2 separate regions of the Homo sapiens genome follow, and region 2 is linked to region 1. Evidence: read pairs that join two places in POLR2A ChIA-PET (ENCODE). Cell type or tissue: OCI-LY7. All regions are shown on one strand. Links, peaks and the distances in the headings refer to the core of each region. The heading gives the core; the rest is flanking DNA.

Region 1 (8,086 bases), core at 1,423-6,422:
TGTATATATATATATATATATATATATATATATATACTTTTTCTCATTTCTAGTAACAATGAAAATCCTGTAACTTTTTGCTACAGATGAAAATAACTGGGATCATGAATGAAATGACCAGATGGTTGCCCCATCACCTAACAGTGAGGTGCCCCCGCTTGAAATGTTGCCCCCGCTTGAAATGTTTCTGGTTTCTTTTTTTTTTTTTTTTTCGAGACAGAGTCTCGCTTTGTCACCCAGGCTAGAGTGCAGTGGCGCGATCTCGGCTCACTGCAAGCTCCACCTCCTGGGTTCACGCCATTTTCCTGGCTCAGCCTCCCTAGTAGCTGGGACTATAGGCGCCCGCCACCACGCCTGGCTAATTTTTTTGTATTTTTAGTAGAGACGGGGTTTCACCGTGTTAGCCAGGATAGTCTCGATCTCCTGACCTCGTGATCCACCTGCCTTGGCCTCCCAAAGTGCTGGGATTAAAGGCGTGAGCCACCGCGCCTGGCCAACATGTTTCTGGTTTCTTAAGACTTTAGTATATTGTTCTTAACATTTATTTGGGATGTATTTGCATTTTTGGAAGCTGACCAGTTTCTACACATATCTAAATGCCTCCTTACATTTGACAGTACATTTAACATGCTAAAGTACTTTTCTTAGATATGATCAATTTTATCCTTGAAATAAGCCTATTGGGAGCCATGGACACCAGCTCATTGTGGTGAGGACGCTGAACTCAATGGTGCAGATACAGTGGTGAAGGAGACACACACCCTGTGGTATGGTGGAGTAGACTCCTAACAGACCAACCCTGCCACAAATATAGCAACTATAAACTGGACAAACTACCAAAAGTAACTACTTAAGAGACCTGGGAAGTGAGCAAATGCAGGCAGAGGGGAGTTGAATCTTGGAGGAGAGTGTGAGTTTCCTGTTTTTCAGCCTTGTCCAAAAGATGGGCCCTGGTCACAAAGTGTCTGGGGGTGGCTAAAACTCCCATAGAAAGACTGCCATGTTTCTGGTCTAGGGAACCAGGGGCTGGAGCCTGGGGCAATCATGGCCACGAGAGTGAGGGAGAAATCCCAGAGAGGACAGAGCCAGAGAAGGGGGCACCCAAATGCTGTATCTGAACTCTGCCCAAGTCTCTAGCTGACCCGTGAACCACATGCACACAAACCAGATTCAAAGCCACTTGCAGCTAAGGTTTGGAGTACTGAATTGAGATTTGAATGGCCACTCACCATGAGAGACATGGAGTTTACAGCCTTCAGTGTAACCAAGTCAATTGCTTGTTAAAACAAAGTATCAACAGCCTTGGAATGAATACAACAGAATTTAGAGTCTTGACTTATGAAACATCCACCATGTCCAAAACTACTCAAAATATGAAGGACCAGGAAAATGTGATGTATTGGCAACAAAGAAGTTAATAAAAAGAGGTCAATTTCAGATGACCGAAATGTTGAAACTATTAGTCAAGGAATTTAAAGCAGCTATTGTGCTCAATAGAGTGAAAAAAATGCTCCTAATAAATGAGAAGATAGGAACTTTTAGGAAAGAAATGGAAAATATATAAAGAAAATATACAAAAAGGGGAAATTTTAGAACTGACAAATACAATACATGAAAAAAAAATTGCTGGATGGGCTCTAATAGCATAATGGAGATAGAGAGGAAAGAACCAGTGAATTTGAAGATAGAGCAATAGAAATTGTCCCATCTAAAGGAGGAGGAGAGGAGGAGGGGGGCGGGGGAAGGGAGTGAGAAACATAGAGAGCCTCAGGAATGTGTGGCACAATATAAAAAAAACTGATATTATGGATAGTTAAAATATCAGGAAGAGAGGAGAAAAAGAATGGGATGGCAAATATTTGAAAAAATAGTGGCTGAAAACATCCTAAATTTAATAAGATGTTTACATTTTCTGATTGGATAAGCTTTGTGAATCCCAAATGGGATAAATACAAAGAAAAACAAACTAGACACATCATAGTCAAACTACTGAAAACAAACAAAAAACAAAGAGGAATCTTAAAAGCGTAAATAAAAATGACACATTTTATATATAGGAGAATAATGATTTCAATGGTTGTGGACTTCTCAGCAGAAATTATAGAAGTCAGGGACAGTCGAATGAAATTGTTGAAGTGCTTAAAGAAAAAACTGTCAGCTTAGAAATCTCTGTCTAGCAAAAATACCCTTCAAGAATGAAAGCAAAATGAAGACATCTTCAGATATCAGAAAACTAAGAGAATTCATCACCAGAAGACCTGCACTTCCAGAAGCTAAAGAAAGTTGTACAGACTGAAGGGAGATGATATGAGAAAAGGAATAAAAAGCATAAAAAATTATAAATATTGGAGTAAACATCAAAGACCAATTTTCCTCTTAATTTCTTTCACATATGCACAACTGTATAAAGGACATAATATTGACTTAAGGTTTATATCACATGTAGATAGATTTTATGGCAGCTATGGCATAAAAGATGGTGGCAGTGTTGGTGGTGTGGCCGGGGAGGGTAAATGGACCAGTAAAATTGCCAGTAGACTGAGAAGTTAAGGGATTATATTATAGTCTCTAGAGGAGCTTCTAAGAAATCATGCAAAAGACTAAAAGACCAATAGGTAAGTTAAAATGAAATTATAAAAATATTCACTTAATCCAAAAGAATATAGGAAAGGGAGAACAAGAGGGACTAACAGCAGAGGAGACAAACATAAAGCAAATAATAAAATAATACAGCATAACCAATTAGTTTTATCCCAGGAATTCAAGGTTTGTTTAACATTAGAAAATCAATATAACTCACCATATTAACAGAATAAAGGAGAAAAACCATCTGATCATTTTCATATGTAGATAAAAAATATGACAAAATTTGATATCCATTTATAAGAAAAATTCTCACCAAACTGACTATGAAGGACTTCTTCAACTTCATAAAAAGCATCTATGAAAAACCTACGGTGAGCATTATACTTAATGGTGAAATATTAAATGATATTCTACCAAACTCAGAAAAAAGGCAAATGTGCTCATTTTTTTTACCACTTCTACTCAATATTGAATTGGAGCTTCTAGCCACTGCAATAAAGAATGATAAAATGATAAAGATTGGAAAGAAGGAAGCAAAATCGTCCTTATTTGCAGGCAATACGATTGTTTACATATGATTGTTTTCTACATCCTAAGGATCTAAAAAATAATTAGAAGTAGTATATTATTCCATTCTCACACTGCTATAAAGAACTACCTGAAACTGGGTCATCTTTGAAGAAAAGAGTCTTAATTGACCCACAGTTCCACAGGCTGTACAGGAGGCATGGCTGGGGAGGCCTCAGGAAACTTACAATCATGGCAGAAGGTGACAGGGATGCCAGCACGTCTTCACATGGTGGCAGGTGAGAGACAGAACGAAGGCGGAGGTGCTACACACTTTTAAAAGAAGCAGGTCTCATGAGAATTCCATCACAAGACAGCACTAGAAGGATGGTGCTAAACCACTAGAAACCACCCTTATGATTCACCTTTCACCAGGCCCCACCTCCAACACTCAGTATCACAATTCAACATGAGATTTGGGTAAGTACACAGAACCAAACCATATCATTTTGCACCTGGCCTTTACCAAATGTCATGTCCTTTTCACGTTTCAAAAAACAATTATGCCTTCCCAAGAATCCTCCAAATTCTTAACTCGTTCCAGAATTAACTCAAAAGTCCCAGTCCAAAGTCTCATCTGAGACAAGGCAAGTACTACTCCTCTGCCTATGAGCCTGTAAAATAAAGAAACAAGTTAGTTAGTTCCAAGATACAGTGCAGGTACAGGCATCGAGTAAATGCTCCCATTCCAAAAGGGAGAAATTGGCCAAAACAAAGGGGCTATAGGCCTCTTGCAAGCAAAACCCAGGAAGGCAGTCATTTAATCTCCAAGCTCCAAAATACTCTCCTTTGACTCCATGTCTCACATCCAAGGCACACTGATGCAAGGGGTGGGCTCCCAAGGCCTTGGGCAGCTCTGCCTCTGTGGCTTTGCAGGGTACAACCCCCAAAGCTACTTTCATGGGCTGGGATTGAGTGCCTGCAGCTTTTTCAGGCGAACAGTGCATGCTGTCAGTGGATCTATCATCCTGGGGTCTGGAAGATGGTGGCTCTCTTCTCACAGCTCCATTAGGCAGTGCCCCAGTGGGAACTTGGTGGGAGCTCCAACCCCACATTTCACCTTCACACTGCCCTTGTAGAGGTTCTTCATGAGGGATCCAGTCCTGCAGCAGACTTCTGCCTGGACATCCGGGTGTTTCCATACATCCTCTGAAATCTAGGCAGAGGCTCCCAAGTCTCAACTCTTGCCCTTTGCATACCCACAGGCCCAACACCATAGGGAAGCCATCAAGACTTGGGGCTTACACCCTCTGAAGCAATGACCTGAGCTGTACTGTGGCCCCTTTTAGCCATGGCTGAAACGGGAGCAGCTGGGATGCAGGGCACCATGTCCCAAGGCTGCACAGAGCAGTAAGGCCCTGGACCTGGCCCACGAAACCATTTCTCCCTCCTAGGCCTCTGGGCCTGTAATAGGAAGGGCTGCTATGAAGGTCTCTGAAATGTCTTAGAGGGATTTTCCCCATTGTCTTGGCTATTAATATTTGGCTCCTTTTTACTTATGTAAATTTCTGCAGCTGGCTTGAATTACTTCCCAGAAAATAGGTTTTTCTTTTCTACTACATGGCAGGTTGAAAATTTTCCAAGCTTTTATACTCTGCTTTCCTTTTAAATATAAGTTCCAATATCAAACCACCTCTTCGGAAATGCATATGAGCATATGCTGTTAGAAGCAGCCAGGTCACTTCTTGAATGCTTTGCTGCTTTGAAATTTCTTCCACCAGATACTCTAAATAATCTCTCTCAAGTTCAAAGTTTCACAGATCCCTAGAGCAGGGGCACAATGCCACCAGTCTCTTTGCTGAAGCATAGCAAGAATGACCTTTACTCCAGTTCCCAATAAGTTCCTCATCTCCCTCTAAGACCTCCTTGGCCTGGACTTCATTGTCCATATCTCACTATCAGTATTTTGGTCAAAGCCATTCAACAAGTCTCTAGGAAGTTCCAAACTTTCCCTTATCTTCTTGTCTTCTTCTGAGCCTTCCAAACTGTTCCAACCTCTGCCCATCCAAAGCTGCTTCCACATTTTCAGGTATCTTTTGTAGCAATGCCCCACTTCTCTGATACCAATTTCCTATATTAGTCCATTCTCACACTGCTATAAAGAACTATCTGAGACTGGGTAATCTATGAAGAAAAGAGGTTTAATTGACTCACAATTCTGCAGGCTGTACAGGAGGCATGGCTGGGGAGGCCTCAGAAAACTTACAATCATGGCAGAAGGTGAAGGGGAAGCCAGCACATCTTCATATGATGGCAGGTAAGAAAGAATGAAAGGGGAGGTGCTACACACTTTTAAAAGAAGCAGATCTCATGAGAATTCCATCATGAGATAGCAGTGGAGAGATGGTGCTAAACCATTAGAAACCACCCCCATGATCCAATCACCTCCCTCCAGGCCCCACTTCCAACACTCAGGGTCACAATCCAACATGAGATTTGGGTGGGGACACAAGAGCCAAACCACATCAAGTAGTAAGTAAATACGGCAAAGTATATGAAATTAAAAATACAAAAATCAATTCTGTTTTCTTTTTTAAATTTTACAGGCAGGGTCTTGCTCTGTTTACCTAGGCTGGAGTGCAGTGGCACAATTATAGCTCACTGCAGCCTCAAATTCCTTGGCTCAAGCAATCCTCTCACCTCAGCCTCCTAAGTTTCTGGGACTACAGGCATGTGCCACCATACCCGGCTTATTTTTTATTTTTGTCAAGATGGTCTCACTCTGTTGACCAGGCTGGTCTCGAACTCCTGGCCTCAAGTGATCCTCCCGCCTTGGCCTCACAAAGGATGAGATTTCAGACATGAGCCACTGTGCCTGGCCAATTCTATTCTTATATTTTAGCAGCAAACCACTGGAAAATGAATTGAAAAGCAATTTCATTTATAATAGGTTCAAAAATAAAATATTTAGTAGTACATTTAAGAACAGATGTACACAGGTGTATATCTACATTTAGATGTACACCTGTTACACGTAACAGATGTACACATCAGCATAGTGTATTATTAAACTTTTAGATTTTTGCTTATCTCATGGGAGAAATAGTGTCTTCGTGTAGTTTAGTTTTTTTAAAAAAATGAGTGAACTTGTGTATCTTTTCAAAAGTTAAAGAGCCATTTGCTTTTTTTTTTTTTTAAACATATTTTAAAATAGAGAGTGGGTCTCACTATGTTGCTCAGGCTGGTCTCTTAGCTTCTGGGCTCAAGCTGTCTGCCCACCTCAGCCTTCTAAAGTGCTGGGATGACAGGCATGAGCCACCATGCCCAGTTCCATTTGCTTTTCTTTTTCTGTGTATTGGCTGTTCGTATCCCTTGCACATTTCTTATTGAGTTTTGTTCTTTCCCTTATCTTTTTACAGGAACTTTATATGTTATAGAAGTTAGCCCCAAGAATGAAATCGTGTCCTTTGCCAAAACATGGATGGAGCTAGAGGCCTTTATCCTAAGTGAGTTAACGCAGGAACAGAAAGCCAAATAGTGCATGTTCTCACTGATAAGTGGGAGCTAAACTATGGGTTCACAAAGGCATGCAGAGTGGTACTGTGGACATTGGAGACTCAGAATGGGGGAGGCTAGGAGGGAGGTAAGGGATGAAAAAGTACCTGTTGGGTACAATGTACACTACTTGGGTGACGATGGGTCCACTAAAATCCCAGATTTAACCACTGTACAATTCATCCATGTAACCAAAACCCACCTGTACCCCAATGCTATGAAAATAAATAAAACCAAATTAGCTCTGTTTCTGTTAGATGAGATGCAAATATTTTCCCAAGTTTGTCCTTTGTCTTTTGACTTTGTTTATGGTGTTTCACTCATGCAGATGTTTTTTATTTTCATGTTTTTAACTTGTCATTATTTTCTTTCATGTCTTCTGGATTTTAAGTCATGTTATCAAGGCTTTCCCACTCTGATATTATAAATGAATTTTTCCTCATTTCTCTTAGAACTTTGATTCTTTCACTTCCCACATTTAACCTTCCACGTATCCAGAATTTCCCCTAGCATAAGTTGATACGGTCCCAATGTTTCTTTTTTTTTTTTCCCAAATGGCCACTCATTTATACCAACACCATTTATTGAATCGTCTATAGTCCCCACTGATTTGAAATGCCAGCTTTACATACCAAAGTCCTGTATGCATTTGCCTCTGTTCTGTTTGGTAGGTCTATTCAAGCTCCAGTTCCCAAAAGTGTTGAGTGTCGCTTAAAATCTAGAAGGGCTGGTTTCTAGTTTTCCATAATTGCTCCTCTTTTCTAGTGTCCTCTGTCCTATTAGGGCTTATTGATTTTTAAATATGATTTGTGGATTCAGTTTTCTTTAGTTCTAGTGAGCAACAAAAACAACCAAGAAAAAAATAAAAAAAACCCTCCCTGTTTTCCTTTCTTTCTTTCTTTTTTTAATCAAGATCACCTTAAGTTTAAAAATTAACGTAGGATAACTTGACATATTTTATGATTTTTATGTTACTCTCCAAAAATATAATAAGTGGTTCTATTTATTCAACTCTACTCCTTTGTCCTGCAGGAACATTTTGTTTCCTTATCAAGTCTGATATTGTCTTTTGGTCTGAGATAGACATATTTAAAAAAATTGTGTTCATTGATTTCTATCTTATTAAAGACTGGTTTTGCTAACTTTGTTCCTATCTATTTTTTGTGAACGTACATGGGGCCTTTTCTTTTGCTATATTTTCTAGCTATTAGTATGTACAGAGGCTTTTGATTTCTGTGTATTTATTTTATACCTTGCTTGCTCAGTGTGTTTTATTTCTAGTAATTTTTGTTATTAGTTGATTCTCATGAATTTTCCAGATATCCAATTATATAATTTGTAAATAGTCATAGCCTTACCTCCTCTCCTACAATTTTTGTTTCTCTGATTTCTTTCTCTTGTCTGGTTGCTTTAGATAGTACCTCCAGAGTGTGTTAGA
Region 2 (5,000 bases), core at 1-5,000, 110 kb before region 1:
TGGGAAGGAAGGAGGCTGCTCACTGGCAGGAAGAGGGAAGTGGTGCAACCTGGAGTCAAGGTGGATGGCTTAGGTTTAGGCCTTTGGGGGATTTCCTTGGGGCGGGGGGTGGGACGGTGCACTGTGTGCCTGCAGTGTCTTCAGTGGGCACCTGAGTTGCCCCTGGAGAGCTGCCAGCCCCACCTGAAAGCCTGGACTTCTTGGCTCAGATCTTCATGTGAGGCTCAGCCAGGAAGAAGGGGTGCCACCCACCTTTGTGAGGCCACATGAGTTATGCCAGCAACCCCAGATCCATAGGACCTTCCTCCAGTTGGACTTCTGTGGACTGCACAGGCCCAGGAGTTCCTACATGAGCCCAAGGGGTGTGGAGAGTGCAATCCCCAAAACATGGCTCAGACTGGATTATCTGCCAGGTCGGGGACTGAGGGCCAAGCCATGTTTAATTGATTTAGAAAATGAAGAGATGGAGGCCGGGCATGGTGTCTCACACCTGTAGTCACAGCACTTTGGGAGGCTGAGGTGGGTGGATCACGAGTCAGGAGTTCAAGATCAGCCTGGCCAACATGGTGAAACCCCATCTCTACTAAAATACAAAAATTAGCCAGGTGTGGTGGTGTGCGCCTGTAGTCCCAGCTACTCGAGTGGCTGAGGCGGGAGAATTGCTTGAACCCACGAGCCAGAGGTTGCAGTGAGCTGAGATTGAGCCACTGCACTCCAGCCTGGGTGACAGTCGCAAGACTCCATCTCCAAAAAAAAAAAAAAAAAAAAGAGATGCAAAAATATCCCAGGTATCTTCGTATGTCAGTATATGTGTGTGTGTTTAGTATCTCCTGATTGGGACCCAGTTTGAAAGCCTGAGAGTTCTGGAGATGTGGATGCCTGAGAATCATGGTTTTACTAGGCAAAGATTTTCTCCTCTTCTCAAAATAGCTGTAGCTATTAGACATCCTAAGTATTTAGGTTCCATATCACTTTCTCCAGTTGGGGCCGGTTTTAGGAAATTGTCCAGGTGCCTGGTTTCCTTGTACAAACACCTTGCTGACTTACCCACTAGTATCGAAGCCGCTGAGTTTTCATGACTCTGTCACTGACTTTAATACTTGCTTTTCCCTTGACTGAACTTCGGATGTTTAAATGGAATTTAGTGACGTTTTCACACCACATTTTTCATTATTTAGCACTTTGGAAACAGAGGTTGTTTTGTTATAAGCTTTTTATTCTTCTTAACCTCCTCTGAATACTTGAAACCTTTCACGACGGAAATGAGTTTACTGTGACCTGACTCGGTATTATACAATAAACGCATGATTCTCAAAACACGCTGTTTATATGGAGAATAAACGCGGTCCGGAACACAGTGTTCAGTGTCTGAAATGAAATGCAAGTCTCCTGTTTCCAAAGGCTGACAGGATGGTTGCTGAATGATATTCCAGCTGCTCAAATGAAGGGCCCTGGAAAGGTCTGTTGGAAGTGAATTCGAGGGCGTTGCCTCTTCGTGGTTGGGTTTGCTCTCTGCAGACCCAGGAAGGCCCTACTTTCCCTGAATTCTGAGCTTCAAAGCTTACATCTGTGTCCTTCTGCTTAACAACCTGTTTTAGCAACCAAGTATGCCAAGATGTTACTGTCACATTAAACTGTGTACCCCTGCACTCTCCTTTCCTTTCCTTTCCTTTCTCCCCTCCCTCCCTCCCTCCTTCCTTCCTTTTTTTTTTTTTTTCCAGTATCTCACTCTGTTGCCCAGGTTGGAGTGTAGTGGCATGATCTCAGCTCACTGCAACCTCCACTTCCCGGGTACAAATAATTCTCATGTCTCAGCCTCCTGAGTAACTGGGATAACAGGCATGTGCTACTATAGCCTGGCTAATTTTGGTGTTTTAGTAGAGATGGGGTTTCACCATGTTGGCCAGGCTGGTCTCGAACTCCTGGCCTCAAGTGATCTGCCTGCCTCGGCCTCCCAAAGTGCTGGGATTACAGGCATGAGCGACCGCACCCGGCCTGCGCTTCCTTTCTTGATCACACCACCACAGTCTTGACCTGCAGGTCAATCTATACCTTATTTGACATGAAATATTGTCAGCAAGTCTAATGGAATATTCCACCAGAGTGGGAAACCCATCTCCAAGATGCAGTGGTGAGCTATTAATTAAAGCTGGCTCGTGCCCTCAGAGCAACTTTCTTTGATGCTGCTTGTGACAGGTCAACCTTTGCATCCTATGCCCAGTGGAGCCTGCTCTGCCTGGTGTTATCATTTGTCCTTTAGGGACGGCGTGGCCTTTTTCTTCATGTCTGTGTTAGATGTCATCCAAGTGAATTGCTTCTTTCTCTTTCCTGTTTATTTGTTATAGGGTGTCACCTCTTAGCCATCTGAGCACTGGGCTGGCTGCCAAAAACAGAGGTGATGATGTAACGTGCCAACTCTCACATGGCTCAGAGGAGGAGGACCCCAGGACTCCAGGATGGGACAGGGCAGCCACTTCTCACCAAGGTGACACTGGGGCTTCTGAGCCAGCCTCTGAGTGGGGAATGGGGGGAAGGGCAACATGATGGAGGGGTCAGTGACACACCCCCGTCCCCATGAAGAAAGGATTTCTACTTTGAAATTCGTCTACTAGAAACTAATTCCTTCTGCTCAGTTTTCTTCCTCAGGAAGGGGTGTGTGTGTGTGTGTGTGTGTGTGTGTGTGTGTGTGTGTGTATTTTGACAGTTCTTTCTTTTTCTTTCTTTCTTTGAGACGGAGTTTCGCTCTTGTTGCCTAGGCTGGAGTGCAATGGCACGATCTTGGCTCACTGCAACCTCCGCCTCCCAGGTTCAAGCGATTCTCCTGCCTCGGCCTCCCGAGTAGCTGGGATTACAGGCATGCGGCTACCACACCCAACTAATTTTGTATTTTTAGTACAGACAGGGTTTCTCCATGTTGGTCAGGCTGGTCTTGAACTCCTGAGCTCAGGTGATCCACCCGCCTTGGCCTCGAAAGTGTTGGGATTACAGGCGTGAGCCACCGCACCCGGCCAACAGTTCTTTCTTCAAAAGTGTTACATATTCATTGTAGAAAAATTTAAAAACTCACAGAGGCAATAAGTCATTAAGATCAATCAAGAACTATATACATATAATCACTATTCAAACCTGAGGGGTGTGTGTATCTGTGTGCGTATGTTTGTGCATTTGCACACGTATGTGTAGAGACAGAATTTCATTTCTTTTTCTTTCTTTTTTTTTTTTTGAGATGAAGTCTTGCTGTCGCCCAGGTTGGAGTGCAGTGGCACGATCTCGGTTCACTGCAACCTCCCTCTGCCTTCTGGGTTCAACCAATTCTGCTGCCTCAGCCTCCGGAGTAGCTGGGACGACAGGCGCCCACCACCACGCCCTGCTGATTTTCATATTTTTTGTAGAGATGCGGTTTCACCATATTGGCCAGGCTGGTCTCGAACTCCTGACCTCAGGTGATCTACCCATTTTGGCCTCCCAAAGTGCTGGGATTACAGGCATGAGCCACCGCACCAGTATAAAAACTGGTATCATGTAATACACACATTTTCACTACTTTAAAAAAATTTGTCATGTGGTGAAGACTTTTTCTTTCCAATAAATATCAATCTATATCATTATTACATGGGTCTGTCAAAATTGGTTTAAATAAAGAAATAATTTAGTTTCCAGATTTATGCTTGGGTGAAGGTGTTTGAAGTTAATTTGTTTTTTCCTCTTTTTGAGACAGTCTCGCTCTGTCATCCAGGCTGGAGTGCACTGGTGCTATCGTGGCTCACTGCAGCCATGACCTCCTTGGTTCAAGTGATCCTCCCATCTCAGCCTCCTGAGTAGCTGGAATTGCGGGCATGTGCCACCACTCCTGGTTAATTTTTTTTTTTTTTTTTTTTTGATATTTTTTATAGAGACAGGGTTTCACCATGTTGCCAGGCTGGTCTTGAATTCTTGGGCTCAAGTGATCCTCCTGCCTCAGCCTCCCAAAGTGCTGGGATTACAGGCGTGAGACAACACTCCCGGCCCCGGGAAAAACTTTTTACTTCATGAAGATGAAATATTGGACCCAAATTTCTGTCTTCAGTGAGGATTTCTTTGGAGAATCCTTGGCCATATTTAGCTTTAATTCAGGCGGTGCTGGACTCACGACTCAGTGTGTGCATTGGAGTTCTCTCTGCAGTGCTGGCTTTCTGAGGAAAGGGTATGACCGCAAACATTTTTTCAGGATATCAGAACTGCCTTCCTACCGACCCTTTGGGGCTAGCAAGAAGTGAAGCCATTTGGATGACTATTCAGGGCGCTAAACAGCCTGTCTGCTTCATATTGCTAAAAGAATCCAACACTCATCTTTTCTCACCTAGGAGCTGCATACAATTTCAGCAACTGCAAGGGATCCAGACCAGCTCTAATAATCACCACTTCTATATACCTAGTGGTTAGAATAGGCTCTTTTCCAAGTGCTTTATGCCTATTAATTTATTTACTCCTCATGAAAGCCCTGAGAGGAAGGTGCTGTCACTAAAGCCCACACCACTGCGGGAACACAGGCATCCAGAGGCCAGGCAACTGTGAAACTGCCTTTGCAAAATTAAGACTAAGACAGTGAGAGAGATCTAACTTAACCGACTCCATCTTGCTTCTCACCTCCAAGCTGTCCTTGTTCATTCCTGGGCATAGACTGAACTAACTTTGGGAAATACTTAGTTTATAGTTTATAGTTTAAAACAAAGACGATAACAGCCCTTTCCCAAAGCTGACCTCCTTCTTGCCTGGGGACTAGATTGCCTTTGTAGGACTAACATCAGCCACAAGGTTAGAAATTATAGTTTAGGAGTCGTGCAGCTGGAGGCTACAAGATTCTGACCCTCCCTAAACTGCTCCTAAGATCAGTGCTTGAGATATTTGCAGACCCTGCACTTGATGGATCAGCTGGCACCACCCCATCAATAAACTGGCTCACCTGATCCTGTGGCCCCCACCCAGGAACTGACTCAGCACGAGACAGCTTTGACTCCCTG

The links. Peaks named below come from ENCODE experiments on the same cell type or tissue, not always from the same donor. Only the 100,000 strongest peaks of a DNase experiment are listed, where the experiment ranks them.
Region 2: POLR2A ChIA-PET joins it to region 1 with 5 read pairs; 2 of 35 experiments call an interaction of 5 or more read pairs at or near these places.

The regions. Positions count from the first base shown.
Region 1 is chr6:159,020,632-159,028,717 of GRCh38, forward strand. TAGAP-AS1 (TAGAP antisense RNA 1) reads left to right here. Exons shown (of 5, transcript NR_183546.1): 2 at 5,318-5,410; 3 at 6,513-6,599. Among named protein-coding and RNA genes, the nearest start is that of TAGAP, 20 kb to the right of the region's middle. In OCI-LY7, for the core only: no CTCF peak of the experiment used is centred there; no DNase peak of the experiment used is centred there; H3K27ac peaks cover 306 bases.
Region 2 is chr6:158,915,447-158,920,446 of GRCh38, forward strand. No RefSeq gene overlaps it. Among named protein-coding and RNA genes, the nearest start is that of LINC02901, 48 kb to the left of the region's middle. In OCI-LY7, for the core only: no CTCF peak of the experiment used is centred there; a DNase peak (open chromatin) is centred at 2,385.